Linked DNA regions of Homo sapiens: region 1 is linked to region 2. Evidence: chromatin loops called from intact Hi-C (ENCODE). Cell type or tissue: gastrocnemius medialis. All regions are shown on one strand. Each heading gives the region's core, and the rest is flanking DNA. Links, peaks and the distances in the headings are about the cores only. Region 1 overlaps TNPO1-DT (TNPO1 divergent transcript). Region 2 has its middle 59 kb from the start of PTCD2.

Region 1 (15,821 bases), core at 3,695-11,694, 250 kb after region 2:
CCTCAAACTCCTGGGCTCAAGTGATTCTCTGCCTCCTGAGCAGCTAGGACTACAGGCACTAGGTACACGCCACTACGCCTGGATAATTTTCTTATTTTTCTTTTGTAGAGACAGGGGCTTGCTGTGTTGCCCAGGCTGGCCTCGAAGTCCCAGCCTCAAGCAGGATCCTCCTGCTTTGGCCTCCCAAAGTGTTGGGATTACAGGTGTGGGCCATTGGGCCCAACTCAATGTTTAAACATTTACTTCATGGAAAAACAAGGTGTCCTTGCACCTCAGACTTCATTTTTTCAGGAGTTCAGGTCTATTGCCTAGTGCGCTGAGAGCTGGCTTCTGGTCTTGCCAGTTCTAAGATGAATTCAGATGTAGATGAGTTCTAAGATGGAGCACAGGGTGCCCTGCCCACTCTCAGCTCAAGGTAAAATTCCACCCTCCCAAGGATGTTCAGATGACAATCACTCAGACCCCAGATGACAATCACTCAGACCACTGGAAGGAAACAATTGTTCAACAGACCAAAAGTGATAGAGGCAAATGGTTGATAATGGTTGGAAATAATAGAAAAAGAAATCTCCTTTTTCTCTATCTTTACAGATAGATCAAGCACACATTTGAACAATTTAAATGAAAGAAATGGAGGATCTATGTTTTATAAAACAAAAATTCACAAAATACTAGGAACAATTTTTCCTTACATTTTGTGGAGACCACAATTTTATCATCTAAGAGTTTCTGTCCCTCGATCTCAGCCTTGCTTACCCTCTATGTCATTGATGGGAGGGACAGAACAGTGAGAGAAATATTTTCACTCTCGCTGCTTGGTCCAGGAGTTGGGTTACAGTCACGTGGCTCTAGAAGTGTGGAACCAGCGGATTTATATTTTTAGAAGCAACTGGCAAGGTATATATGGAAAAGAGGTCAAAAAGGATAGGGGCAAAGATTGGGCAATGTGTAGTCACTTCCTTTTCTAGTGTCATCTTACTTTTCATGTGTTAACCATGTGAGCATTTCTTGTTTCCCTTTAGATACAAGGAAAGAGGGCAGGCAGGAATTAAGTGAGTGGTGTAATCAGCCCAGCAAGTTTCTACCAATGGTTGATAATTCAGCCCTCCTAACTTCAGATCCCTTCTCCTGCCTTGAACCAGGGCCATTTCCTCTTTGATCAAATGCACCTTGTTAGGGTTTATGGAAGCAAACCTTCAGAATTCAAAAGGCGCTTCCCAAAAGTGCCATAGTCATTTACTAGAAATTTTTATGAAAGCAAGACTTTTTTTTGTCATCCAAAGAAAAGATGCTATAATTTCCTCTTTTCTGTCTAACAGTAATTATGGCTGCCTAAGTGAATGAAGATGATTCTTCAGAAATGGAGATGGAGAGAGCCTAAGTGCCCCACTCTTTGCCAGGTGCTTCATTAGAGAGGCCAGGGAAAGTCACAGCAAGGAAGAGCATGTATAGCTTATAACAACAAGCAGCAGGAGGGCAGCCTTGAAAGCCAGGCCACTCATTGCCTTGAGACAAAGCTATTCTAATTCTTCTGTCTTCCCCTTGGCCTCTCAACATCTGAACTTTGCGGACTCAGCTCAGAGAGAAAGAATTACTGCAGGGCAGAGGAGATAGGTACACTCACCACCATAGCTTAGCTGGAACGAGAAAGAAACAGGTCATAATTTTGGGGAAACCAAAGAAATGCCAGCTCTTTTTCCTGCCTTGGAGAAATTGGAAAGGGGACAGAGAAGTGAAAGAAGGCAGAGGGGCAAACAGTAAGACCTTTTCCTGACTACTCCTTCCTGAGGCTTGGCCTGCAGGAATGGGGATGACAGGTACAAGGAGGAGAGCATGAAAGGCAAGGGCATCTTCTTTCAGTTCCCACGTGGGATTCCAGGAGTAGAGGTCAAAACACATGGTCACACAGAAGGAGGCCTGATTGGTACTCAGGAGCTAACCCAGTTCCTGCATGGGATGAATATGGAATTGAAGGTCACTGGGGTGGACAAGCTGACCTCATAGCAAAGGATGAGTGAACCACTAGCCCAGGGCACTGCTGGAGAAGTCACAGAAATCCTAGGACCTGCCTCCTGTGAGATCTGAAAGGAAGTTGAGTCCTTAAGGGGGAGATGGCCCATCCTTCCAGGGAGCATATGCAAGCCAAAATAACAGATCACAAGTACTGGTCAAAAACAGCAACTGTGGAGGCCACTACAGCACCCAGAAACCCGAAAACCAAAGGCACCCAGGTCATTGCTTTAGAGGCCAATCAAGAATAAGCCAATACAAACAGAAAACCAGCATGAAGCTAAGCATCTCATCTTTGCACAATGCCATGAGAGTATATAAGGTCTCTCCCCAAACCCCCATATTGGATGACATCTTAGGGAAGAAGTAACCTTCCTGGAAGATGAAAGCAACCTCCAGAGACTGTTTTTATTCAAATGATGCATTGCCCACAGAGACCATTTAAGTTATTGTATCAGACTCAAGTTTAGTGGTGTAAGGGCGTGATAGAAAAATCAAATTAGCTATTAATATTATTTGTCAAGCCATTAAGTACAGAAAAATTGAAGAAGCTCTATTCTCTCCAATCATCTTATTTGTGCTGTATGTTAAAGTTTATAAATATCCAGTATAGTATGGGGTCTATCTCCTAATGTTTTTGTTTTTCTAGGATATTAGTAATGTGTCCCATGATTTTATCTCATTTTAAAAAATCACATCCGAGGGTGTCTACACACCTTGGAACACCAGTTTTTTTTTTTTGTTTTTTTTTTGAGACGGAGTCTCGCTCTGTCGCCCAGGCTGGAGTGCAGTGGCGGGATCTCGGCTCACTGCAAGCTCCGCCTCCCGGGTTCACGCCATTCTCCTGCCTCAGCCTCCCAAGTAGCTAGGACTACAGGCGCCCGCCACTACGCCCGGCTATTTTTTGTAGTTTTAGTAGAGACGGGGTTTCACCGTTTTAGCCGGGATGGTCTCGATCTCCTGACCTCGTGATCCGCCCGCCTCGGCCTCCCAAAGTGCTGGGATTACAGGCGTGAGCCACCGGGAACACCAGTTTTAAAAGCAGATCCAATACTGAGACATAATGATATAACACTTTACTGATAGAACAAAGGCATTTCAATAGTTTAAAGGGAAATGGAATAAAATGCAGATCATCAAGTGAAAGGCCCTACAGAATCACTTAACTTTCATTTTATTTTTGTCTTCTTTGTAAAATAAAATTGTTACTTAGCCTGGAAAAGTTTCAAAAGATATGGTAATTTCCTAAATATGTTCACATCTCCTTGCCAAGAAAAAAATACCTTTCAAGATACAAAAAGAACCTGTACAATGAAAGCATCCAACCACTGTCACTGATCTTTCAAGAATTTTGAAAAATGGGGAAAACTACAGAAAAAGTGAATATGGTCACATGTAGAACAGATGTTCAAAAAAGAAAGAAGGTTGATGCTGTAAACTAGAAGCTGGTGACCTTGATATCAGTCCTAGACCAGAGTCTAGAATGGAGAGTTGGGGCTGGTCCCTGCTCCCTTAGCACGGGGAATGATGATCAGTTAAAACCAACACAATTTCACTATGTGTTCGTAGTGTTCATTTGTTCAACTTTTGCCACACTGGCCCTTTTGCTCTCTGTGGCAATGGTGCTAGACTCATTAAAAGCATGCTTTAGAAATTTTGCTGTTGAATTTTAGCAAGGGATTTGGCAAGGTGATCTTGCTGATGGAAAAGAAGGAAAAATGTGACTGAGTCACAGTACAATGGGCTTGTAACTTGATCAGAATAGTGACCAAAGCCAAGCATGATGGTTGGTCTGGTGTGGGTTGGAGCTCTCTGTCCTTGGCTTGGTTCTATTTTTTGAGGTAATGACTTGAATAAAAAGAGCAATGGCAGCTGATGAAATCCATGGGCGGCATGAAGCTTTAAGGGAATGGCTAATATATTTGGGGGCAAGATCAGGATCCAACAAGATTCCAGTAGGCTAAAAGGATGAGCAGTTCCAACCCAATTTATATTTCATAGTCCTGCTTTTTGGTGGTGGGCCCTCTGTGTCCGTCTTCCAAGAAAGATCAGCAACAAAAACATCACATCAGTACAGAGGACAAAATAGCACCAAGCTCAAGATTATCTGCTCTGGAGTCAGACCCGTTTAGGCAAGTCTCTACTGGTGGGAGCCTCAGCCTAACCCAGTGTGGAGCTAAGGTTACTTACTACCTCATTGGGTTAATGAGAGGATTAAATGAGATGCAAAAGATTCAAAGCATTTAGCACATTGTTTTGCCTATAATAAGCACTCAACAGATAATAACTATATATAGGTACATACACACACGGTAGCTTAGCAGGAGCATGTGTGAAAAAGACTTGTAGTTTTAATTGACTCCAAGTTCAACATAAGCCAGTGATCTGATGTAGCCTCCAAAAATAACTGATCAGACTTCAGCTGTCTTTAAAGAGCCATGGTAGGCTGAATATGTGTAGTGAAAATTCTTGCCAGATTCCACATGGACAGACCACAATGGGAGCCCCATGCTCTGCTCCCAGTAATTCACCATTAACGCGGACCTCAGTAAACAGAAACCCATCCAGCTAGGATGACCTAAGACAACAAGGGCGCTTAAGACCTTGGCCTATGAAGAACTGGACTTGTTTAGCCTGGAAGGACGAATACTTAGGGCATCATGACAGCTGTTTCACATATTTTTAGGACAGTCACATGAAAGAGGAATTAGTGTTCAATGTGGAGCTAAACTGTTATACAAAATCTTTTTACATAGGAAATGCCAGGGGCTTGGAAATGGCACTGATTAAAAGTATAAACCTTAGTAATGAAACAAGAGGTTTCACTATGCCTTGAAAAAGTCTAGTTTAGCCTTAAGCCATTTTTTTACATTGTTAAGATTAGGAAACCTTCTCTCTGAAAAAGCTGTTTCCAGAGATTTTGATCAGCATTATGATTAGGTACACACCGTCACCATTCCATTTTTAGTGGGAAGAAAATTAAATAAGGGAAAGGCACTTCAGTAATTTTCCCAGGTCTGAGGGGATGACTAGAACCCACCACTCCATTTTTCTCACTCTTCACACCTGTCTGCTCAATTGATGGGCTATGATGCCTCTTATCTCAATTAGCAACCTCCTTGGAGTTGTGAATATGGTGATGGTTTGAGATAACATTCCTCCCCACCATCCTGACTGTTTAAGCTGTATTCCCATCAATACTCTTAAAGATCCAGCTCATTAGAGTAGTGTGATGAAAGCATTTTGGTGGAGAGGTATGCAGCTGGCTGCCATGCGTGGAACCCAGAGCAACACTTAGTGACTTCAGCTTGAGCACCATCTCAGATTCTCATTTTTACATTGCCTTAAGACTCTCGCAGTTTTAAAATAAGCTACATTTTTAAAAGAACCAGAATCAAGTAATTTGTATTCTGGTCACAATATAGGGCTTTGATGGAACAGGCTTAGATTCCTCTCACCTGATCACTGCATCTAAATGAGAAAAAACGGAATCCCATTCACAATGCAAATATTACAGAAAACCAGAAACCATTCTGCCTTATAATCAAAACGAGAAAGCTGTTATTGTAGCTCTGCACCATTTCCAGAGGCTATTAATTCACTGCAAAACCCTGTCCTAAAATGAAAGCCTCGGCAGCATGACATTGTCTCTCCTAAAGAACCACTTTGTCTTAGCAGCGTCGCTTCCAAAGTCATGGATGAAGTTGGCTGACAAGAACTGATTTGGGCACTTTGTTCTGGTCACATACTTTTCTAGAAATAAAATATTAATGTGAGCCAGAGTGAGGCAGAAATTAAGTAATTCAGACAATGACTGCCTGGTGACATTTATTAGAGATAGAAACTATTAGAGTGCTTTTCTGACTTAATAGTATATTTTCTAATCATGATGAACTTCTTGAGGTAAGTCTAACACCATTAACTGTTGATTCTGAATATTTAAAGCATTGTTTGAAGAATCTCCCCAAGGGTTTAAATTTTTTTTTCCTTTCTTCCGTAGGATATTATATGGCAGCAAACTTCAAAGGATCCAACAGCGATTTTCAATTATATGTATTATTAGCTCCATAATCAGCCAGCATATTAAAAAGAGCAAAGGCAGTAACTTTGAGCACTTGGGATTGGCATCAGGTTTCAAAGTTACATTTGGCTCTTGTGCAGGGTAACAGACTTGGTGAAGATTTTTATTCCAGTTCTTTATTATTTTGTTTTGTCTCATTTCAATTCTCTACCAATGGTTTTCAAAGTTTCAGACAGCATTGTTGCCTTCACCCCAAGGTAAAAATCAAACCAAAATGTTTTAGGTGTTTCTTTCTTTTTTTTAATGATTTTTGGGTTCTTATACCACCAGTCTGTTTCTCTTTGTTTTTTCTCTTGGATATTTTTTCTTGAATTTTGGCATTCATTTTAATACATTGAATTATTAGATCATTGCTAGATCATTTCTAAAAGTATATAAAATTACACTGTCATGAATTTTAATGATGCTGATTGCCACTGATATAGCAAAACACAAAAGAGTTCTGATCATTGTAGGGCAATGATACCACCCTGAATTGAGAGTCCTGAGGAAATAGGATCAGTGCATCTGGAGGTTTATTTTTCCTTTTGGGCGGGGGGTGGTTTAAATGATGATTTCTAAGCACCATCTCCAATTTAACTGGAGACAGCACTCTCCATCTCCAATCCTCGCACTTCAGTGTCATAGCTCTGCTATGAGTCAGTTTCCCAAAGAGGGGCTGGAAATTTATTCGGAGTAGAAGAGGATGTTGCTTATACAAACAGTCACATCAATCAAATGCTCTGGAATTCAAAACAACTATAATGACTTGATTCATGGAAGAATGTTATGTGCTTTAAAAACCAAGGCAGCATTGTTAGGTTGGGGGGACAGGGACAGGCACACTAAAAAGAAACAGAGAAGAGGATGGGGCCTGAGATTGGACTAGGGAGGAGAGGTCTGATGCCGGGGCTCCATCCAAAGCAGGGCATGTTCAACTATTGGTATCTACTTCTCTGCAGTTTCCAAGAAGAAAAAGAGCTTCAAGCAACCAGCCTTTTACAGACACTCGTTCACAACCTCCCAGTGATTTACAACCACAGCCAGGGTGGTTATGGCTGGACCAGGCCCAGCAACCACTCTCAAATTTGGCCGTGGGGCAGCAGCCAAATTTCACAGGCTGGTTACAAAATTCATGCAGCATGGTGATCATCCTCAGGCTTAGAGTGAGTTGGGCATATTGAAAAATAGAGCAATGCTTCAGCTTTCATTTGCCACAAGGCAAATGCTCGGAGATGGCCCCAAGGTCAAGAGCCCCTTCCTCCCAGATGGCTGTCTTGACCATGGTTTCACAGGCAACTTTTGCCTTCAATTCTGCAGAACTGTGCTGGGGGCATGTACTACAGATGGCTTGTTGGCTCCCATTTTTCCCCTGTCCCCTTTATAATTTAGAAAGAGGCTTAGCTCCTTATCTAATACTTGGAATGTGATACTCAATGTATATTAACTGCTGAACTGAGAACATTTTTAACATTCTCAATTGTAAGATAGTAGGGGCAAGGCCTTAGTCAGCAAATAGAGGCTAACATATTTTCACCTACTAAAATTGCAAGATATTATGAAGTGTGGTAACAGACAATTCATAGCACTTCATGAGACATACAGGTTACATATCCAAAGTGTACCTCTCCTGCTTTATTGTGTCATTACAGACAACAGTTATATTTACTACAGATATCTACAGGTTGAGTGAGGAAAGCACTGCCAAGTTAAAAATAAAGATGCAGAAACTCACCAAACCCCGTCTCTACTAAAAATACAAAAATTAGCCAGGTATGGTGGCGCATGCCTGTAATCCCAGCTACTCGGGAGGCAGAGGTGGGAGAATTGCTTGAACCTGGGAGGCGGAGGTTGCAGTGAGCCGAGATCACACCACTGCACTCCAGCCTGGGCAACAGAGCAAGACTCCGTCAAAAAAAAAAAAAAGATGCAGAAACTCAGGTTAGCCCAGAGCCAGTGATTTTCCAGTTACAAATCAAAGCCTGGCAGAACTACACAGAGAAACCAATCCCTTCTAGTCCTTTGCTTTCTTATTTCACTGATGTTGATGGAGAGGATCAAGAGCTTGGTTTACCATGAGAGCAAAGGAAGAGTAGTGAAAATTTTACTGGTTCAAGTAATTTAAGACAATACAGAAATGCACTTTGCAAAAAGACCATCAAGAGTTTAGATCAACAAAATAGAGGGTGTTGGGTGTGCCAACAGGCCCCTAGCCTCTGTTTCACCAAAAAACCTCACCATAACCTGCAAAAAGAAGAATCCTTTGAATCCAAGTCTGTCTTAACCAATAAACAGGTCCAATGGCCACACAGCCTCACCTCTCACCACTCCCACCTCTACTGAGATTCAAAAGCTGATAGAAAACTACTTGAAGTCTGTGGATAAAATGAATTTAAAGATATGAGGACTAAGAAAGTGGTGAGTGCTGAATATTTGTGGTTCACTGAGTTCTTTGGAGAAAAAGTGAAATATACCAGTATAAATTTACACTGTTATTACTAATTGTCCAAAATTCAGGTATTCTTCCTAGGAATACAGCTAGCAAGGGAGGTGAAAGAGCTCTACAAGGGGAACTACAAACCACTGCTCAAACAAATCAGAGATGACACAAACAAATGGAAAAACATTCCATGCTCATGGATAGGAAGAATCAATATCATTAAAATGGCCATATTGCCCAAAGCAATTTATAAATTCAATGTTATTCCCATTAAAATACCAGTGACTTTCTTCACAGAACTAGAGAAAACTATTTTAAAATTTGTATGGAACCAAAAAATAGCCCAAATGTCCAAGGCAATCCTAAGTAAAAAGAACAAAGCTGGAAACATCATGCTACCTGACTTCAAACTATACTACAGGGATACAGTAACCAAAACAGCTTGGTACTGGCACAAGAAAGACACATAGACCAGTGGAACAGAATAGAGAACTCAGAAATAAGACTGCACACCTACAGCTATCTGATCTTCGACAAATCTGACAAAAACAAGCAACGGGGAAAGGATTCTCTATTTAATAAATTGTGCTGGGATAACTGGCTGGACATATGCAGAAAATTGAAACTGAACCCCTTCCTTACACCATGCACAAAAATTAACTCAAGATGGATTAAAGACTTAAATGTAAAATTCAAAACTATAAAAACCCTGGAAGACAACCTAGGCAATACTGTTCTGGACACAGTCACGGGCAAAGATTTCATGACAAAGACACCAAAAGCAATCGCAACAAAAGCAAAACTTGACAAGTGGGATCTAATTAAACTAAAGAGCTTCTGCACAGCAAAAGAAACTATCATCAGAGTGAACAGACAACCAACAGAATGGGAGAAAATTTTTGAAAACTATATTTCTGACAAAGGTCTAATATCCAGCAAGTATAAGGAATTTAAACAAATTTACAAGAAAAAAACAAACAACCCCATTAAAAACTGGGCAAAGGACATGAACAGATACTTCTCAAAAGAAGACATACATGCAGCCAACAGGCATATGAAAAAAAGCTCAACATCACTGATCATTAGACAAATGCAAATAAAAACCACAATGAGATGCCATCTCACACCAGTCAGAATGGTTATTATTAAGAAAGTAAAAAAAAATAAATAAATAACAGATGCTGGTGATGTTGTGGAGAAAAAAGAATGCTTATACACTGTTGGTGGGAGTGTAAATTAGTTCAACCATTGTGGAAGACAGTGTGGTGATTCCTCACTGTGGCAATTTATATTCCTTTGGATATACACCCAGCAATCCCATTACTTGGTATATGTCCAAATGAATATTGATCATTCTTTTATAAAGACACATGCACTCGTATGTTCATTGCAGTATTATTCACAATAGCAAGGACTTGAAACCAACCTAAATGCCCATCAATGATAGACTGGATTAAGAAAATGTGGTACTTATATACCATGGAATATTATGCAGCCATAAAATACAATGAGATCATGTCCTTTGCAGGGATATGGTTGAAGCTGGAGGCCATTATCCTTAGCAAACTAATGCAGGAACAGAAAACTAAATACTGCATGTTCTCACTCATAAGTGGGAGCTAAATGATGAGAAAACATGGACACATGGAGGGGAACAACACATACTGGAGCCTATCAGAGGGTGGAGAGTGAGGGGAGGGAGGGGATCAGGAAAAATAACTAATGGGTACTAGGCTTAATAACTGGGTGTTGAAATAATCTGTACAACAAACCCCCATGACACAAGTTTACCTGTGTAACAAACCTGCATTTGTATCCCTGAACTTAAAAGTTAAGAAAAATTCTCACTCACTCACTCTCTCCCTCTCTCTCTTAAAAATGTTCTTAGGAAATATTTCTAAGCATTCACTGGTCTTGAACTTGACAAGAAAACCTGAGGATCCTTTTTTCATGGAAACACACACCTTGTCTTTACATTTGGCCTGTTGTTTAATTTCACCTGCTTTGGCTTCTAAGGTTAGCCATGCAATTTTAGGGCAGTGCCAATGGGAGGGTTATTCAGTACTTTGTCTGTTGCATCTGAAAGCCATACTAAGGGAACTTGGCCTAATACAGTGGTGTTGGAATCCAGTTCTTTCCTTGCAGTAGAGGGGAAAACAATCCTTTTTTTAAGTTGCATACAAAAGCATGTGCAACTAGTTCCACAGGTATTGCAGAATGCAGTTATCTTTCCCCATATAGACACTGTTCCTTTAATCCTAGAGGATTTTCCTGTAAAAATATCTATTTTAAAAAGAAAAAAAAAAAGGAAGATTTCTTTCTCCCTAAGAATCTCACCCCAAACCAAATCAAAACAAAACATTAAAGAGTTCTTAAATTAAACATTTTTTCAAGATCAGATAAGGGTCTTCCAGGCCAGAGAGATGCAATGGAAAATATTTTGGACCATAATTGGACTTTCTAGGAATGAAAAAAGCAATGTTGAGTTCCCAATGTTTACCTTTGACATTCTTCTCTTATAGCAGACTTTTGACTTGGAACCTTGTCACAGGTCCACCTGTCACTGCCCGAAGAATAATGTAGCCCCATCCCAGGACAGAGTCTAACCAAGGCATAATTTCTACAGTTGTAAACTTCCTGTCCACAGGCGAGTGCAGATTGGCTAATGCATCCACCCTGCCATGAACATCATAAATATCACAAGCAATCTCTCTTTCTTAACATGGTTCCCTCCAATTTACCCCATTAGCAAACAAAACTGAAAGTTAAAATGGAAAGCTTGAACATCAACAATATGTCAGCCTGGTATTCACTTACACATATTCACATGCATGCACTTGAGCAAGATGTGTCCAATTCTGGAAAAATTGTGCTTTATAGTTTGCAAAAAACTTTCATGCCCATCCTTACAACTGTGAAGTGTATGGGGCCAAGAGAAGGAGTGCTGGTGGAAGAGGCAGCTATAATTACCTGTATTATCTTCTTAGGTGAACCTAAGGCTTGCATAAGTAAAAGTGATTTTTTCCCATGGTGTCTGAGCTAATAAATGATACAGTGAGGAGTATAACTTGGGTTGTCAGATCCTTAGTCCAGTTACCTTAAACCCTACCACTCATTTTGCCTCCGTCTCTAATTTTGACTTTTTCTGCAGCCTATAATCCTGCTGGAGTTTTCCCCTTATAGAAATAATTGAGCAGACAGATTTGAAAAAGCCCAGGGATTATGCTCCTAGAATTTGAGAGAACTCGCACACACACACACACACACACACACACACACACACACACACCCCACCATGAAACAGAAAAGATTTTCTCCTTGTGCCTAACTCCATGGTAAGTCATAGAATTCTCTCTTCTCTCCAAATTTAGGTTAGCTGTGCCTCCTGTGGGTCACAAGCTCCCTTTTCTTCCTCCAAGATAAAAATTGAAGCAACTCTGCTGTATGCTGAAGAGCTTAAGGAAGGAATCTCTTAGCCACCAAATGGAAATGAAAGCTCCAACCCAACTCTAGTATGTTAATATATATCCAGTCCCCAGAAGTTCTTCAACCCATATGCTGAATTTCCTATATATAGGGCAGCATGACTCTTCCATACAAGGAATTTTTAGGATGAAGAGAATATTTAGGTACAAGAACACAACCACCTCTGAAAGAGTTAAGTTTGTTCCAAAAGCAGAGAACACCATGCTGGTCATGCAGTGGTGTGTCTGGCAGCAGCAAGCTCTTGCGTGAATTTCTGAGTGTGAGACTTAGCCGAGAGCTAGTTCTAACTCCTTCTTCAGTTTCAAATGCTACACATAGAAATAAGACTGTGGGAGCTATGCCCCCACTTCCCCTTCACCACCTGTTTCTTGATGCAGTGGCTTATTTTCAGAGCCTTCCCTGCCAGTAGGGCTCTCTGCATGGACTCCCTCTGTGGCAGAAGGCAGGGGCATTTTTCACACTGTGTTTTTCAAGCTGGCACTCCCAAGAGAAGATGAAAAATTGATTAGCTTTCCTAAGTATAGCTGGAAATGAGTGATGCCAAGGGGCCACAGTGTGGCACCTGCCGGCAAGTGACACTTTGCTGTGAGAATCTTTTGACCTGGTTATCATGACAGCCCCAGAAACCCAACTCCAATGTCAGTGCATCCCAAGTCAATGGCTTGAGAGCTTCTATGGGGCTCATTTGTCACATTCACCTCTTAGCTGACTTCCTTCTTAATAAGGAAAAGCAAGCCAGCATTGCTGTGCTGCCATGTGCGTTGGAAGGCAGTGGGAGCTGCAGAAGTCCCCTTAGGAGCTCCGTACTTGCCTATCATATAGAAGAACCACATTGAAAATTGAGTGTATAATTCATATTTAATGTATAAAATAATTTGACATTTATAAAAGCTGTTCACATTTCTAAGCACTTCTACAATCATTGTGCAATAACTAGAATAAGTTTGATAAAGTTACAAAATCAGACTCCCATCCCAGAGTTCTCTCCAAATTATACGTCACAATTTCTACCTAATCTCCTCACAGTCATGTTAGAACTGACCTGATTGTTAGAGGCTAGCGTGGCTTTTATTGTTGTTGTTACGTTTTTTTCATACTTGTTAACCTATAGTTAAAAATGTAGCAACCCGATAGTCAGACAACATCATTCAATTATAACTTCCCGTGCACCATAACAGTCTTTGAATTCAGTTGTGTGTGGCCCTCAGCACAGATGATTTGGTTGTCCAAAAACATTAGAACATTAGAACCTGAGAAATGCTATTGATTATGGTACCAGTTTATGATGTTTTGACCATGATTTAGGATATAGCTAGTTTTATGCAGAGTTATTTAGATTTTATAATTGAATATTTTACTTCTCTGTTAGGGAGAAAAATTCACAGCATATTAAGCTAATTACAAGGCAAATACAAATACCCTGACACTTAGGGTAGAGAATTCATGCAGGAAATGCACCATCAGTGAAGTTACGGGAAGGAAGGTGCACCCGATCGTGCTGCTGTAGACATGGGGTGGCCTGAAGACAGGACCCTCAGGAAGCAGGCAGAGAGGACTTTATTTTTTCCTACCTGAAGTACTTGCATATGTGGTAGAATTTCCTCTAAATTTACTATGCAGCATCATTTTCTCTATATTCCATTTATTCTGCCAAATCACTTATTCTTTGTATGGCTTTGTTTTGAAAGGCAGCTCCCAATTTCCAAAACAGTATGTACACACGAAGCAATATTCACAAACAGCCACAACCAGCTTTCCTCCATATTGGTTCTCACCTCCCAAGTTCATCCAGGAGAATTGCTGATAATAATCAAAGAAAAGGAGTTTTGTAGAATCTTCCATCTCAGGATGGAGAGAAAGGAAGATGCGTATTACAGATCAGGGTCCCAGGAAGCAGACTCTGAGGTGGAGATTGGGGTGCAATACATTTACGTGGGAGTGAGAAAGGCAGGACTGGGCAAAGGGATCAGCTGGGCTGTGATGCAGCCACAACAAAGGCCTCAGCCAAGCCCACAGTTGAGCTCTGGAGCTTGACTGGCCTTGCAGAGTTGTCCTCAGTTGGAGCAAAGGGGCCAGGGTTTTATATTGTGAATACCGCCGTATCAAGCAGTCATGGGATACAGGCTGCCTCAGGAAATTGAAACGTAGCCTTGGCTTAGGCACCCTCTTGAGTTTAGGCAGACCCTGGTACAGGGGCTCAGCTGTGAGCTATGGACAATCAACACTCCCAGCAGCTGCAGGAACAAGTGCTTCAGTCCTGAAGGGGCGGTGAGCAGCAGTGACTACTGGGAGCTGATTCCATTCGCCCTCTTTGGTCAAAGTCTCCCCCTTCTGCCTAGTTGGAAGTCCCCCTTGCTCTGTTGCTTAGCTAGGAATGTGACCAAGTAAAGTTGGGTTAGAAAATATTCTTTCTCTTTTTAAACTATGCAAGAATTTCTTAAGAGGACCACTTTAAAGGGCAGATGAGTTTTGCTTATGCAAAATATAACTTGACTTACCAAATGCAACTGCGTAAAGAGAACATTCCCAGAGACACCTCCATAACACAAGGCTGAATGCACACTTCCACGTACATGGACCGTGCACTTTGCATGATGGTTTTCTACAGAGGACTTTAGCTTCCAGTGAGATCAAAGCTCGCCCTTCTTCAGAGCAACTCATGGCCTGGCTCTTGAGCAGCTCTGGGATGGAAAATTACCATGCTCGACTGAACACAATATTCAGATTGATATACTTGAAAAGTCACCTTTTTAAAAAAGTAGTGTTGAAAAATCACACATTTTCTACCATAAGAAGTGAAAGCACATATACCTTTTAAAAAACTTCACAGGCTGAACATGGCTTTGGGGTCACAAACTCAGTTTCTAAACCTGGCTGTGCTATCTATGAGTTCTGTGTCCTCAAAACCAATCCCTTATCCTCTCTGGGTTCCAGTTTCCTTGCCTTGTTAGATGAATTGTAAAGATTGGGGGAATAGACGTGGAAATGGTATGTAAATTGTAACACACAATTAAAATGTCTCATTACACAATGTTAGCACTGGGAAGAAGCTTAGCAATCATCTTGGCAAGTCCTTCAGTGCCCAAATTATCAACAGAGTCCCATGGAGGTCAGAGGTCTTGCATATCTGGTCAGCGGCAGAGCGGGGCCAGCATCCAGCCCTCCTGACTCCCCAGCTAGTACTTTTCCACAACACAGTAAGTCTGCTTCTTATCCCTCCTCCCCACCTAGTTTCTCCTGCTGCAACATAAGGAGACTGTGTGTGCTGCTCACACCCATAGAACCATTGAGAGGATTACAAAATGGCATCATGTTTGCCAAAACTTGGAGCCTATAATCTGGAAGCAAGACAGTCTTCAGATCTGAAGAACTATTGTGCAAAAATTGTTACCAAAGTCATCATGCTGAAATGCATCTTAGGTCACAGTAAAGAGGAGAAAAGGAGTTCATCTTGTGTCAGTAATAGAATCTCTGAGCACGCACACCTATTTGTGTATGTGTAGGTAGTCACAGAGAGGGAGGCAGGGAAAGGAGTGAAACGGAGAGAGAAAGAGAACCTTTTGAAAAATCAACTTACTGTACCATATATTTTATATTATTTCCTGTCCTACTTATTTAATAAGTCTAAATTGAGACTTTTATAATTCCCTTGCATCGTGGATAAGCTCTCAGCATCTTGAAGTCCTGCAGGGCCTGCAATTTTTCTGCCTCTCTGTAGGTACTCATTTCCAAAATTTCATTACCATCCCACATGTGAGTCATCCACTCCCATGCATTTCATTTAAAACATCCAGCACAATCTGGGGGACAGAAGGAACAAGCTCA
Region 2 (15,821 bases), core at 2,933-10,932:
AACCTGGGAAGCGGAGGTTGCAGTGAGCTGAGATCACACCATTGCACTCCATCCTGGGCGACAGTCCGAGACTCCGTCTCAAAAACAAAACAAAACAAAACAAAACAAAATAAAAAAAGAACTCGCAGATGCCGCACGGGGGAAGGGGTCTATTGAAAGCCTGAGGTGATTGGGCCTCGGCTTTCTCTTGGCTTCTTTTGCTCTTGAATAAAAACCGCTGTGCCTCTTCATCTCCAGATGATCACCCAACATGATTATGACAAGTAACCGTAGAATTTGAAGAATGAACCTTAGCTACTTCCTCGCTTGGTTACCCAACCGGCCTTTCTTCCTGGGACCCATGGGGTCTGTATTATACTGAAAACCGCTGCTGAGTTCAATATGCACGAGAACAATTGAATCCTAGTAATCAATAAAAAAGAACTAGTTATTGATAAATGCAACAACATGGATGAATCTGAAAGGTGTGATACTGAGGAAAATAAGGCTGTCTCAGAAGCTGCATACTGGCTGATGCCAATACATAATTGGCAAGTGTCATTTACATGACTTTCTGGAAAAGGCAAAACAATAAAGAGAACAGATCAGTGGTTACAAGTTTTCGGTGGGGGAGAGTGTGACTACAGAAGGCAGCATGAGAGTTTTGGGGGATGATGAAACGGTTACATATCCTGATTGTGGTGGTGGTTACATGAATCCATACATGCATTAAAACTCATAAAACTGTACACCAAGAAAATGATTTTACTGTATGTTAATTAAAGAGCAAAACAAGTAGTCTTTGAAGAATACGATGGGCTTTTAATACTTGCCCATCTTCTTCTAACCACAATAAAATATTGAAAGCCATAATTTAAAAAATGCACCAGGCAACAAGGCCTTGACTATTGGTGGCAATTGAAAAGCTCAAGAGGAGAGGAGAAAGTCGATATTCTGGAACTACATGAAGAACTTTAGCTTCCTTGCTTCAATTCCTCTTTCACTTTCCATAGAACAAGGTGATCTTCACTTCTCAATCCAGGATTACCAAATTCCACCCCAGAATTGTCTGGGTTTTCTTGATGAGAAGAGAGAAAATGACTTTAGAAATCAATAGATACTGGAACAGATGTGCCAGTACACTTTGAGGTTGTGCACAGGTCACAATATTTTGTCTGATGCTCTTGTGCAGATGAAAGGGGCTCAGGGAAGTGATAAGGAAGAGCATAAAGGAGTGTGTGGGGTTAGCTTTCCAAGGTTTCAGGCAAGAGAAGGAAAAGAGCAAAATGAAATGAAAATGACTCTTGGGAGATCAATATTCTGTGTGTATTATTCATATGAACAGTATCAGCAGATTCACGCATATATGAAATGATCAATACTTCCGGGAGATTTTTTTGCTTGGCCAAAATATCTAGTTGCTCACCTATGCCGATGATGGTGAGGATGGGGGCCCAGGGTATGCATAGGAAGGCAGTGGTGACTTCTACATTGAATTGTACCCTATATGCATACAGTTGAGAGTAAGAATATTCAGCATCCCTTTCTTTTTTTTTTTTTTTGAGGAACTGCAGACTGTGGTTTACATATACATGAGAGTGCTGTTCACAGGAAAAATATTGCTTAGTTGCTTCTGCAATAAAAATAATAAGTTGCAGCATTATTGCATCAAAAAAAAAAAGAATGTGCTTGACTTCTCAGAGAACGAAATGCATGGCAACTGTAAGAATCGTAGTGTCATCCACCTGATAGTTGTCCTGAAAGAGCTGCACAAAGCACAGATGACGATGGCACAGTTGCAAACAGCAGACTTCTTTCTCTTCTCCCATCACCCAACTTTTTCAGTAACAATTTTAGATGGACAACTGAAGTGCTTGCACATTTTTTCAGAGGGAGCCTAGTGTACCAAACATCCTCAGGAGCTGTTGACTCTTTTCCCTTGGCTAAAAGTAACTGAAAACAAAATTTTAAGTTATAGCCCTTCTGTGTCTGTACGGTGCAGGCAGAGTGGGGTGGCAGAGAAGAAGTGTGTTGCAGTGGAAGTAGCTCTGACTTCAGATCATGTAGAAAGGAGAGCTTTAAATTTTTCAGTTGCATTTGACATCGTCACAACCATGCTTCCAGCTCCTCCCCCTCCGCAATGTGAGGAAAGATTGTTTTATTCTCATTTAACAGAAGCCAGAACCAAAGCATAGGTAAGCTAAGAATTTGCCAGAGATCATACAGGGGGTGGATGGGAAAACAGCACATAAAACCTGAGTCTCCTGGTTCTAGCCCCACCCACACCTACCCCCAGCTCCATTAGGCTGGCCATACGATAAAGTGTCATCTGGCTTCACCAAACACAGACCAAAAGCTAGAAGATGAAGATGGGAGATTCCCACGTGCTCTGTAGGAATCACTCAGAACTCCCCGCTCCTACTCCAGGCCTGAAGTTCTGGCACATTCCCACTTGAGAATGTTCCTGACCCCTTAAGACTTACCTCAAGTACCACCCATACAATAAGACTTTTCTGACCTATTCCTATCCTCAAATAATTGGCGACTTCCTCTGTAGAGCCAGATTATACCTTAAACACAGGGCCATTTTTGTGCCTGTAACTTTTTCACATACCTCAGGGCTTGGGTCTGGCTGTTACTCATATTCTTGAGCCTAACACGGTGCTTGTCTCATAGTAGACACTCAATGTCTGTGTGCTGAATGAAAATATGACCTGAACTTTATTCCTTAGAGGTGCAAACCAAAGGCAAGCTCAGCATGGAAAATCCTTGGGAAGTCATGTACCCTCTCTAGGCTTCAGTGTCCTCATCTGTAGAAATGAGGAGAGTAAGAAAACAATAACTCTGAAGGATTACTGTATGTAAGGTTATTGGCAAGGTGCCTGTCTCACAGTAAGCTCTTGATAGGTAGTGGCTATTTTTGGTGGCCAGTCTCCGAGGTGGGCCCAGTGACTCTGACCTCCTGGTATTCATGCCCTTGTATATAGTCCCCTCCTACACTGAATAGGACTGATCTATGTGACCAATAAGATATTGGAGAATTGCCTGAGTGTGACTTCTGAGACTAGGTTGCAAAAATTACTGAGGCTTCTGTCTTGCTCTCTTTTGGATCACTTGATCTGGGGAGAGCCAGACACCAGACACCATGTTGTGAGGACACTTCAGCAGCCCTATGGAGAAGTCCAGATGGTGAGGAGCTGGGCTTCTTGCCAGCATGAGGTGATCATCCAAGTGAGCCATCTTGTAGACTGATTCTCCAGCCCCAGTCAAGCTTTCAGATGACTGCAGTCCTGGCGATTTCTTGACTGCAACTTCAAGAGAGCCAGTTAAGCCACTCCTGAAATCTTGACTTATAGGGACTATATGAGATAAATGTTTATTGTGGATTTAAGCTGCAAAATTTGGGGGGTAACTTGTTACGGAGAAATACGTAATTAATACATGCTTATTGTAAATGGCTGTACAAATATCAATGGAGTCACCTCCTACATGGTCAGTTCCGGTTCTTGACTGATCTCTGTTCACAGGGGCTACAGGGCAAGATGACTGGTTTAACCAAATCAGGACTTCCCCTTCCCCAGATATGAAGAGGTAACTAAAGAGGACATTCTCAGCAACTTAGTATTTTCAGATCCTCACCTGACCTGAGGAAGGTGAGAATGTCTGTCATCTTGGTGCTATCTGCCACATCAGACAAACTTTCAGAGAATATCACAGGACACCAAGTCAGATAATCTCCTCTTACTTGTGTCCTGTATGTAGGTCATCTCTTAACATAGAGGGACAAGTCTTGCCCCAAGAGCTAATCTTGGGGTCCCTTCTCTGTTCCTCACCCCCAGCAGCTGGCAAACTGTCCACATGAATCCCTGGCATGAATCCACCTTCCCAAGCCTTTCACATCACAAAACTGATGAAAATGGTAACATTTTTAAAGTAGCCAATATTTGACAAAGTTTTGAGAGAAACCCTTGGTTTTTCAGGCTACACATGCCTTGGCGATATTCACAGCTTGGGTGATGGGCACAGAGACATTTGGCTTCAAGTTCTCACACAGTTGTGTTACTGTAACTCCAAACCCCCAGTCCCGTGCATTCCCCAGCGATCCTTGCTATCTCCCTAGAGTTTTGGCCGCTGCTTCTGGGGTGTTCCATTTCTCAACAATTGCTGTCATTCTTTCCTCCTGTCCTCAGTTCTCCTGCAGTCCCTGATCTGCTCTGTTCCTGTCAAAACTAAAGGTATTGGATCTCAGCCCCACCCCAAGCAAATACAATTCCTTCAGGTAACTTTCAATTGTCTGACCCTTAAGTGACCACAGACTTTTAAGGCCCCTTGAGACAACCTCAATGTAGGAATCTACAAGTGCCCTGGGCAGAAAGACAGCTCTTTGTCATACACAAAAGCATCCCTTGACTAGGAAAAAAAGGTGTCTCAATATGGGGAATATGAACTATGTCCCTCCTTCACCTCAGAAGATGAATTCTCTGCCTGCTTGGGGCACTCCTTCCTTCTGAGTAGTTGACACAGGCCACGCCTCCTTTCTTTGTTCAAGAATCCCAAAGTTCCCACTATTTTTTCCCAAGGACTTTAAACACCAATAGTCATTAGTTCTATTATGGACAGTCTGCCTTAGCTCCCCCAAATTCCCAGAGGTGCAAATATATAGACGAGACCCCACCATGATGACCTCCTTGGATTTGAACTGGATACCAAATAGGACTGTGCACAAATCTGGCCTTGACCAATTCCATTCTGTTTGAACGATTTCTCACCATTCCTACCTACAACTCTAGTACCCCATAGGTCCGCCCAATCCAGCTGTGATGGGACCATGAGGGGACATGGTGATCCTAACCAGTAGACCATTCGAAGGTGTTGGTTTGAGAATCACCCAGCATCTGGCCTGACCCAGGCCTCACAGCAAAGCCCCTTGATTTGGTAGCCAGAGGTTGCTTTCACATCTTGACATCTTCACAGTCCCCTGAAAATGGTAGCCATTTCATTGAGTCCCTGGGTGTAGTGAGTCTAATGACCTGTGCTTTAAGCACTAAAGAATGCAGTGAGTTGATTTTTCAGACTCAGCAGAGAAAGCACTGGGTAAAGAGTGTGCTCTTGGAATTATTAAATAGAATAACTCACCTCTGCTTCAGTGAAGACTGTTCCTATTATAGTAAACAATTTATCTGACACTACACTCTTAAGGAAAAGTTATTTAAGTTCTCTCCTAGCACAATACCCTCCACATTGAGGGCAGCCAATTAAGGCTTCTGCTTTGGTTGTATTGCTGTTTCCTTGGGTGGGGAGACCACAAGTTTAACTTTTGCTTGAAGGACCTCTTCCAGTGGTTTTGTCAAAGCTGTGAATTTTATTACCTCAAGTGTGTCAAGGAAGAGGGGCTCCAAATTTAGCCTAGGGCAAAAGGAAAACACAGATCAACCTGTTGCCATTTTTCTTTCTTGTTAGAGAGAAGTACTCTGTTGCCCAGGCTGTACTCAAACTCCTGGGCTCAAGAGATCTGCCCGCCTCAGCTGCCTGTGTAGCTGGGACTATAGGCACCTGCCACCATGTCCGGCTGATTTTTTTTAACATTTTTTGTAGAGGTGGGGGTCTTGCTACGTTGCCCAGGCTGGTCTCGAACTCCTGGACTCAAACAATTCTTCCTCCTCAGCCTCCCAAGTAGGCGGGACTACAGGTGTGCCACGATCCTGCTGCCATTTTTATCCACTGGATTTCCACCTACATGATTACTGAGCCCCGCAGAGTCCAGGGGTTAAACTCCACTTCAGTTTTTTCACCAATAAAACTGACAAACTAATTCATCGCCAAACTTGATACTTAATCTCTGGTAAAGGAAAGATATGTTTCAGCACCAATACTCTTTATGTTAGCCATGCCCAAATTATATAAATACCCTCAATAGCTGCAAAATGCGGGGAAGAAAGCATTTGCTGATTTTTACTCTTCCCAAAGCAAATCCACAAGTACCTTAGCCAAATTGCCTGCAACGTCTTGTAATTTCATGGTGATTTTACTTTGGAAAAGAAAAAGGAGAAATAGAAGGTAAAGTCCTAGGAACTGGACTTTATCTTAATCATCTATCTCTTCTCACACTTGGAGTGACAGGAACAGAGAATGAGGATGGAAATGGTATGATTGATACACATACAAAATCTCACCCGTGGTTAAGACTTTCAGGGGAAATTTAGACCACAGCCTCGGCTTCCCAGTACTCGCTACCCTTTGGAGTAGTTCTGTTTTTAAAAATCAAAAACACAGCATTCGGAGGCTTCAGATAGAAATTATTACAAAAAAATTGACAGAATTTCTCTTCATCAAACGTGATGCTGTACAGCAAACTTAGTTTCTGTGGAGGACAGGCAATTTTAAGCTCGTGACTATTACAGAGATGAGGAGGGAGAGGGACTAAAAAGGGTCCTTGCTTAATAAAATGAAGCCAGCTGTGAAACATTCCCTGAGATTACAGGGGCCCTCCACAGTTATGCGTGCCTAAATCACCTCGAGTCTCTTCCTATCCCAATCCATCTGACACCTGTCTCCAGGCTAATCCTTCTAATCTGAACAGCTGCCTTGGAGACGTCATGCCTTGCCTTGCCTTCAGTGACTCCCCAAGGCCTCCAAAAATGTCAGTTACGCCCTGGCCTGGCCTTTATATTGTGCAAGAATCTGGCTGCCTCTGACATTTAATCTCCCTCTATTCCAACAGAAATCTGTCACTCCAGTGCCCACACCACTTTCTGTTTACCCACCTCCACATATTTACCTGTAATGGTCTCCATTTTCTTCATCTGGAATATCTCCCTCTAACCCCTTCTCAACCACCAACTTCAACATATGATGCAAAGAGTGTGATTTGGAATTAGAGAGATCTGGGTTAAATTCTAGCTCTACTACCTGCTTGCTGTGTGTTGTTGGGCAGGTGTCTCACCTTCTCTGAACATCAGGTTCCTCATCTATACACCAAATTCTCTATACACATCAGGTTCATGGTAGGTGCTCAGTAAAGGTTAACTCCTTTTTCCTGCATGTCTACCCAAGCTCCTAAATCAACTAATTTCTATCATATGGGCCATAGCATAGGTTTGCATGTGAGCATAAGGTTTATGTTCAGTGTTGCAGATTCACCTCTATTCATTAAAGGTGTCATAAAGGAATGGGCCAGGTCAGGAATATAGAGATCATAAGACCTTCTCAGGACAAAGCTCAGAGGCCGGGGCATAAGGGCTCATTCTCTGCCAATGGCACACTGAAATTTCAGCCTCAGGGGAGTGGAACCCAATAGGAGTACTTGGAAAATAGCCAAGCAGTTCACGGACGGGAAATTATAGCATTGCCATGACTCACTGTTAGACAGTTGAAGGAGTTCCTGAATAACAATTTTTTTTTGTAATTCCTAAGAAATTTACAAAAGATGCCAATTAGCAGATTCAGTTCCACGGCACTTGAAGCTTAATTAAAAAAAAAAAAAGCAGATGCATTAGACATGCTTACAATTCCTCTCCCACTTCTAAAAAAATTGCCCCACCAACAGATGTTTAATTTGCCAGGTAATTTGCCATGTGATGAAACCCCTCTTTGCCCATATCTGATTGGTGCAAGGGTAGTCACCTGACCAAAGGGCAGCCATTCCCATAGGCTGGACAGTAACTATGAGCTATGTCCTAGTGCAAAAAAGATGAGCTGAGCCAATCATGTTCTCTGTCTTTCCTAAAACTAGGAAACACAGAAGGAATGAGCCCACAGCAACAAGAACAGAAACTGCAAGGATGCTGTGATATTATAAAGTATATATTTGGTCTTTGTCTCATTTTCTGTCATACAGCTCCTAAAATCCTTGAAATCTCCAAAGTGATAAGAGTATCTTTTGTATGCAAATGAGATGACTGGTGGCTGGCAGCCCTAGGTTGCCTCAGGATGGGGGTTGATCCCATAAAAGACCAAGGGGGGATTATAGAGTTGGAACGTTCAGCCCCATTCTCTAAACTTGGGGGAGGCTGAAGGTTAAGTTGATCATCAATGGCCAGTGATTTAGTCAATCATGCCTAAATGAAGTTTTCCTAAAACCCGAAAGTACTGGGTTCATGGAACTTCCAGATAGCTGAACAGGGGGAGGTTCCTGGAGGGCGGCTCGCCTGGGGAGGGCTTGGAAGCTCCTTGCCTCTTCCCACGTACTTCACCCTATGCCTCTTTTTCATCTGGCTTTTATCTATATCTTTTGTAACACCTTTCAGGATAAACCAGTAAACCTAAGTGTTTCCCTGAGTTCTGTAAGCCACTCTAGCAAATTAATCAAAACTAAGGAGGGGGCCATGGGACCCCTGATTTATAGCTGACTGGTCAGAGCACAGGTAAAACAACCTGGAGCTTGTGATTGTCATTGGAAGTGGGGGACAGTGTTGTGGGACTGAGCCCTCGACCTGTGGGACCTGACGCCATCTCCGGGTAGACAGTGTCAGAACTGAATTGATTTAGAGGACACCCAGCTGGTATCTGCTGCAGAACTTATTGCTTGCTTGGTGTTGAGACAATACACCCACACATTTGGTCGCAGAAGCGTTGTATGTTGTGAGAGCATAGTGAGAGAAACAGAGTTTGTTTTTTTCCTATATCCTTAGAGATGCCCTGAGGGAAGGAAAGTCAGGGACATAGCAAGCAAAACCTATGAGTAACTCACAGTTAGGGAGGTTCAGAAACCTCTAATAAGCAGGATAAGCCAGGCGGTAGAGAGGAGATCTGAGCGGAAGCACGAGGAAGAAGAAGCCGTGAGAAAGCGATGGAGACAGTACTGGGTCCCCAGAGCTGACCAGTTTCTCAGGTGACCTCAGTCCCCAATACTATCTCAGTTCCTACAATAAAACCCTCTGGTCTCAAGCTCACTTACAGCAGTATTCCTTAAAAACAAAAGAACCCAACTTAGGAGGAAAACAGTGACACATTTTACTGCAAGAAAATAAAATACAACTACTCTGAACACATGCACTATTACACAAGTCACAAACCCAGGAGAATCATGAGGATTTATTTTTAATAAGACACAAGGTGCAGGGTTAGACTGTCTTAAAGGACAGACTGTTTTCTCAGAGTATTGAAAGAAGGGGGCCTCTTAGGATTTCTGAGAGCAGCCACTAGAGTGTGAGACTTTAGGAATGTTTCCACCTGCTCCGAGGACTCTGACCATCCCTGGCAGAAAATGCCAGAGTTACTTGGTAGAGCCCTCGTTGGCAATGAGAAGCAGCGCAACCTGTGCCCTGGGATGGGCGTGCGCCTGCTAGCCCTGTGACCCTCAGCGAGTCACTTCATCTCCTTGAGACTCAGTTCCTCCTTTGTGATAGGTGACAAGCAAAGTGACTTCTGGGATATTAATCTTCTAAGTAAATGTCTTCTTTCAACTAGATTAGGAAAGGAGGCAGCCTAGAAGAAGAAAGACTGTGGCCCAGTAGTCAGGAAAGCTGCATTTCGGCCTTGTCACTTGCTGGCTGGGCAAGCTGAGCAGCTGTCTGACTTGTCTTGGTCTCACCCACAAAATGAGGAAGTTGATTTGTGTCTCATCAAAAGGGCATTTTCACTCCAAATTCTGTGATGCTAAGACCTAAACATTCCTCAATCTATGATTCCAATGGCTCTTAACATCTGTATTTAAAATTCTTTGCTGTGTTTTTTTCCCCACCCTTGACTGTGTAGAAAGAAGTCTGTGCCACAATTTCTAGGAGAACTTATTTATTTCAATTTGTCCAGTTACAGACTAAGTATAAAGAATGTTGGGGGAAAACCTGGTGTGAGTTTCACTCCAGCACTAGTTGGAACAGACATGTGAACTAATTTGGATTCCTAACGGCACAAGATCAAGGCTGGTTGCTGATGGAGAACTGTGAATCTAAATAGGAAGACAGACCAGGCCATATTCAAAGGAAAAGATGTGTCCTCTTCCCAGAAAACTATAAATCCATAAATGGAAAGTGAAGGTGTGATTCGCAAAGTGATCTTGAGAAGCATTTTAAATGTCCTTCTCAAAAATATTAAATTTATTGGTAGAAATCAGAAGTTTTGAGGTCCGTAGACACAGTGGTAGAGGCCAATAGAAAAAGCCAAGAACAAACACGGCTAGTTATAAAAGAAGTTTAGTGTCCTGCAATTTCAGTAAAAACCTAAAGGCACACATGACTCCAAGATACTGAAGGTCAGTGACTTTCATTGTTTCACCAGTTAGTTAAATGAAGGTGCAAGACTCTACAGTAATGCTCATTTCTTGTTTCTGTGGCATGAGGCACCAAGAGCATCAAAACCTCTCGAGATACTCTGTACTAGGCGTCCCACAGAGGAACCAGTGCAAGCACTGGACACTTTCGGGTATAGCCGAAGATCACCTTGAAGAACGATGAACTCAGAAGGACAAGTGCTCCCCCTGCAAACTTTAGTCCACTCTCCGCCCCAAGCTCTCTGTGTGTATGCTGGGGACCAACAACACTTTGATAAAGCCAAGGCTGTGGCTATCACCATGTGAGCTTTGGGGTGCTGAAGAAACTCAACCAGAATAAGAAGCTCATCAAGAAGTTGGCCATAAAGTATGATGACTCTGATCAAACACATCCTCAGCCCCAGCCTGAATAAAGCTGGCAAATTCCCTTCCCTGTTCATGCACAATGAAAACATCGTGGCCAGAGTTGATGAGGTGAAGTCCACAATCAACTTCCTGACGGAGGTGCTGTGTCTGGCCATGACCAATGCCATGTGAAGATGACAGACGATGAGCTTGTGTACAACATCCTTCTGGATGTTAGCTTCCTGGTGTCACTGCTCAAGGTGAATTGGCAGAATGCCCAGGCTTTATACATGAAGAGCACCATGGGCAAGCCCCAGCACCTGGACTAAGGCATGGCCTGGTAGGTCCTAGTGCCACCAAAAAACAAAAAACAAAAACTAATGAACTCTACAGTAGCCTATTATATCTGATTACTTTAGATCAACCACCTCTCTGCGTGGCTGATCTAAAATAATCAAGATATAGGCTGGGTGCGGTGGCCGACGCCTGTAATCCCAGCACTTTGGGAGGCAGAGGCAGGCAGATCACTTGAGGTCAGGAGTTCGAGACCAGCCTGGCCAACATGGTGAAACCCCATCTCTACAAAAATACAAAAATTAGCCAGGTGTGGTAGCCTGTGCCTGTAATCCCAGCTACTTGGGAGGCTGAGCTGGAGAATCACTTGAACCCAGAAGGCGGAGGTTGCAGTGAGTCAAGATTGTGCCACTGCACTCTAGCCTGGGTGACAGAGTGAGACTCTGTCCCAAAATAAATTAAATAAATAAATAAAATAAAATGATCAGATAGAAAAGGCATGGACTAGTAATTCACAGAATAAATACCTGTAGGCAAGAAAGATATGAAAAGGTGTTCAACTGCAATGGTCATTAAAATAACATTTAAAATGACCTTTTGTTTTTTGCCCATAAGAGTGACAACAAATAAATAAATGGCATCCAGTGCTGGTAAGGGTGTAAGGAATTAGCCAATCCTATATACAGTAGGTAATATAAAATTTTAAATAGGCATAGCCATTGACCTAGCAATATCAATCCTGGAAGTTCAGCCTTGAGATATTCTTCTGTGGGCATTTACTTAATAATGTTGATTTGCTCTTAATAGCAAAAACTAGAAGTTACTCACATTGGTAGTGGGTTAGTTAAAAAAACTTTGTCCATCCAAATAATAGAGTACTATATATCCCTTTTTTAAAGGGTGAATTATACCTAAATGCACTGATGTGGGAAGATTTCCATGTAGAAAAACAAGTTTTAGAAGACAATGCATAGTATGATCTGATATTCTTAAAAGGTGTACACGTGTGCACACACATTCTAAAGGGTCCTTGCCAACCTCCATTCCTTGCATCTCGCCACGCCCACCTCACACTTCGGATACCAGCGCCATAGGGAACCTCCAGCTTCCCTGATGTGTCATGCATTCTCTTAAGAACACGTGCTCTCCATCTGCCTGGAGCCCTGACCTCCTGCTCGGTGCCTGCCTAATTCCTCACCTTAATCCTATGTTACTGCAGGAATCTGGAAGGGTATACACCAAACTGTTAACATGGATGTTCCTGAGGTTGAGGTGTCAGGGTATTTTCACTTTCTGTATCATACTTTCCTGAATTGTTTGAATTCCTAATAATAATACATTGTAATTATTTTATGATTAGGAAAAAAGAACACTGCAACTATACAGACAACAACTGAAAAATAAAGAGATCAGAAGATCAGATTTTTGCCTCTTGTCCTACAACTATTGCTACATTCTGTCGTCTGTAAATTTCTCCAGTTCCAGTTAGACAGCACCCATCTGTGGACTCACAATCTCCAAATAAAGCCTGAAAAATCTAGGATAGAGGGAGTGAGATAGAGAGGAAAAGGAGGAGGTGACTTGCCAGTGATTTAAAAAGACAGAGCTTACTTCCAAATTTGAGGTTAGGAGACTTGAGTATTTTCAGTGCTACGGAATGAAAGCCCAGGCTTTGGTTCATTGCCCAGCTTCTCAGAGAAGCTAAAGAGAAATAACTTTACTAGGATCCTAGATACATTGTTTTAATTTACTCTATATTATTTAGCACCCCATACCAAAAAGAACTTCAAAGAATGTCCTTTTGTTAACTATAAAATAAATCAAAACTCAACCACTTAATTGATTTTAGGAAAACAGAGTATATTTGTAAAACCTTAGGTATCAGAATATTGAGGTTATAATCTGAGTCTCGCAATAACAAGTAGCGTTCATGTTAGCACATTCCACCCTAAACACAGCAAGTTCTTCTTTATTTTCTTCCTCTCTGTCACCTGCTGACCTCCCCACCCTCCATGCAATGAGGCTCTGGGCTCCATCGATTATCTTTCCTAAGTGCCTCTCAAATCCTTCCATGGCCACTGCTCTACCTTGGGTCCACGTCCTCTCTCGCCTAGACCACTGCCTCACCTGGTCTCCTTTTCCCGAGTGTTCTATTCTCCACATTGCAGCTACACTACTCTTAAAGTGCAAAATGTGAACATGTCCTTTCTCTGCTTTAACCCTTTTGGTGTCTCCCAGAGCTCACAAGACAAAGTCTGAACTCTGAGTCTAGGATAAGGCTTAAGAAGGCTTTCTTACTAGGCACTACCTTGGTTAGAGCAGTGATTCTCAACCCTGAGGTTTAAAAACCATTGTTTTCAATGCCAATGCATTTTGAAAACTCATCCCAGATGATTCCACCCCAAGAAGCCAGATGCCTTTAGTGAGAGAAACGCTGATGAGGGACAAGATGCTGTGTGAGGCCAAGAAGAAGGCAAGTCAGAGGTCCAGAAGTGGATGCAGCCTGGAATTTGGCATTAACCAAAGCTGGCTTTCCAGTTCAGGTTAGGCCTTTGTTCTTAGGATTTGCACCAAATAAGACTCATTTCATCTCATCGCCTGGTCCGGGAGGAAGGTGCTGGTTACATGCTCTAGTCAGGAACTCTTTGAGAAAACAATTTAAATATTGAATCTGCTCTGCTGTAAATAATGCATCAACTTATTTTGAAAAGTGAATATTTAATAAGTTGCAGTGCAGCGATTTGAATGTGGAATTTAATCTGCTTATAAAATCCACAAGTGAAAAACCAATTCATATAAATTACTATAAAGTTTCCATCACTTCTCCGAACATTTCTATATACCGGTTGCGCAAACACACTCCGTGGATGGAACAGGGGCAGGGGGAGGAATTAGATGCCACAGTTTGTTTTTATATAGTTTCTCGTTTCACTTATTTTTCTTTGCCTTCACAAAAATGAAGTCCAAACAGCATACTTCTATTGAGTATTCTTCTATTTTTTATTTATTTATTTTTTTGAGATGGAGTCTCACTCTGTGGCCCAGACTGGAGTGCAGTGGCGCAATCTTGGCTCACTGCAACTTCCGTCTCCCAGGTTCAAGTGATTCTCTTACCTCAGCCTCCCAAGGAGCTGGGATTACAGGCGCGTGCCACCTTGCCTGGCTAATTTTTGTATTTTTAGTAGAGACCGGGTTTCACCATGTTGGTCAGTTTGGTTTTGAACTCCTGACCTCAGATGATCCACCTGCCTCGGCCTCCCAAAGTGCTGGGATTACAGGTGTGAGCCACTGCACCTGGTCTTCTATTGAATATTTTAAAAAGAACTAGAGAGAGAGCAGTGTCTCTTAGGTAACTGTGCATTCTAATTTATAAGTCTTACTACAAGGGTCTTTTCCATTTATTTTTATACTAATTATGTACTCGTTGTTATTATTACCCTTGAACTAGACAGGCCTGCATTTGGATACCTGAGAGTTTAAAAATCTCTGAGAGTTACTAGTTGGGTTTGAAATCCCTGAGAGTTACTAGTTGAGTGACTTCTGGTCAATTGACTTACGCTTACCAAGCCTCTAGTTCTCTGGTTATTGTCTGTGTAAGGTAAGTATGTAAGACTTCTTAAAAACAAGCTAGAAATCGAATGCATATCAGTTCTTCTCCTCTCTTTCCTCCCTCCCCACTCCCCATCATACACTGTACCATAACCTCTGTGTTGTATTTGTGCAGTTGATGATCTCTTCTTAGGACTGAAATGTATTTTCTTGCGGTTATGTACTCTTTGATAATGTCAGTTCAGAAGGAAACATTGGCCCCACTGTAGTACAGGGGGGTATACTGTAGCACAGGAGAGCACTGGTTGGCTGTCAGGAGGCCATTCCAAGTGGCATTTATCCTGTAGGAATTCACAAGGGTTCAAGGTATTGTGTCAGCCATCCAGACATAGGACTTTATTTGTCCTATATACAGATGAAGGGTCTCTCTGCTTGGGGATTATGTATGTTAACCAAGGCCACAGAGACTGATATATACAAACCAGAATGCTGATTCTTTTCATGTATGATGAAAAATATACAATTACTGGTGAGGGGGTGGGCAGTGGTGGGGGTAGGGTGAGACAATTTATTAGAAGTACAAACCAAGGGAAATTGGCTCCACAGTGTCAATGCTTAGGTCACCCTAACAGATCTCTCTCTCTCTCTCTGTGTCTCTCCCTGTCTCTCTCTCTCTCTCTCTCTCTCACACACACACACACACACACACACACGGTTTCATTTTTCTATGTTCTAGTCTGTGCTATTCTGTTCATGCATCTCTCCAACTAAAGTCCTATAACATTCCAACCCATTGCCTTGAGTTCTCCTTGGTTGATCTCCTGGGTGTCCCAACTCTCAGATAGTCCTGTCACACTCATGGGGCTTTATTGCCTAGTTTACATGGGGGTGCTTCTTTCCTGCCTGCTGCTTCCCTCTTTGTGGGTGAAGATCAGTTGCTATAATGGCCTGGCCTTTCTTCCTCTTCCCCTTTCACTCAATTCTTCTCTTTCAGCCCCCAGGAAGACGCAGTAGCTTCTCTCCTTGGTAAATTTGGGAAAAATAAACTGGATGTAAAAAGATCAGCTTTCACCTCTATAGTTTCACTCTCCTTTTCTATGTTTTCAAGGCTAACCAGCCTCTCTGAAGACTGCTTTAAATCTTTATTCTAATATGACAATATGTTCAGTCAGCTCTCCCAGATTTTATATAACTGGGAGTTGTCTTTTTCAGCTCCCCTCAGTGCCTCTCTGCTCTGAGTTAAAATCTGTTGCTTTCAAAGCTTAATTGTCAGATGCCATTCATTCAAAAAATACTAATCAGTGCAGGTACTGTCCTGGGTTTGGGAAATAAAATGAGAAACAAAATGAACATGGTCTAGCCCTCATGAAGTTCACATTTTCATTTTATTATCTGGTCTTATTTTTGCATTCCTACCTGGGGAAAGCCTCACCACAGCACATTT

What was found. Hi-C counts contacts between places; a loop is a spot of excess contacts. Peaks named below come from ENCODE experiments on the same cell type or tissue, not always from the same donor. Only the 100,000 strongest peaks of a DNase experiment are listed, where the experiment ranks them.
Region 1: it touches region 2 in a loop (2.9-fold over the local background); 4 of 110 quality-filtered maps call a loop at or near these places.

What each region holds. Positions count from the first base shown.
Region 1 is chr5:72,617,993-72,633,813 of GRCh38, forward strand. The region is part of intron 7 of TNPO1-DT (TNPO1 divergent transcript); the gene reads right to left. Among named protein-coding and RNA genes, the nearest start is that of ZNF366, 120 kb to the left of the region's middle. In gastrocnemius medialis, for the core only: no CTCF peak of the experiment used is centred there; a DNase peak (open chromatin) is centred at 7,169; H3K27ac peaks cover 4,239 bases.
Region 2 is chr5:72,371,531-72,387,351 of GRCh38, forward strand. It overlaps the pseudogene RPL10AP8. Among named protein-coding and RNA genes, the nearest start is that of PTCD2, 59 kb to the left of the region's middle. In gastrocnemius medialis, for the core only: no CTCF peak of the experiment used is centred there; DNase peaks (open chromatin) are centred at 6,591, 7,261 and 9,456; H3K27ac peaks cover 4,032 bases.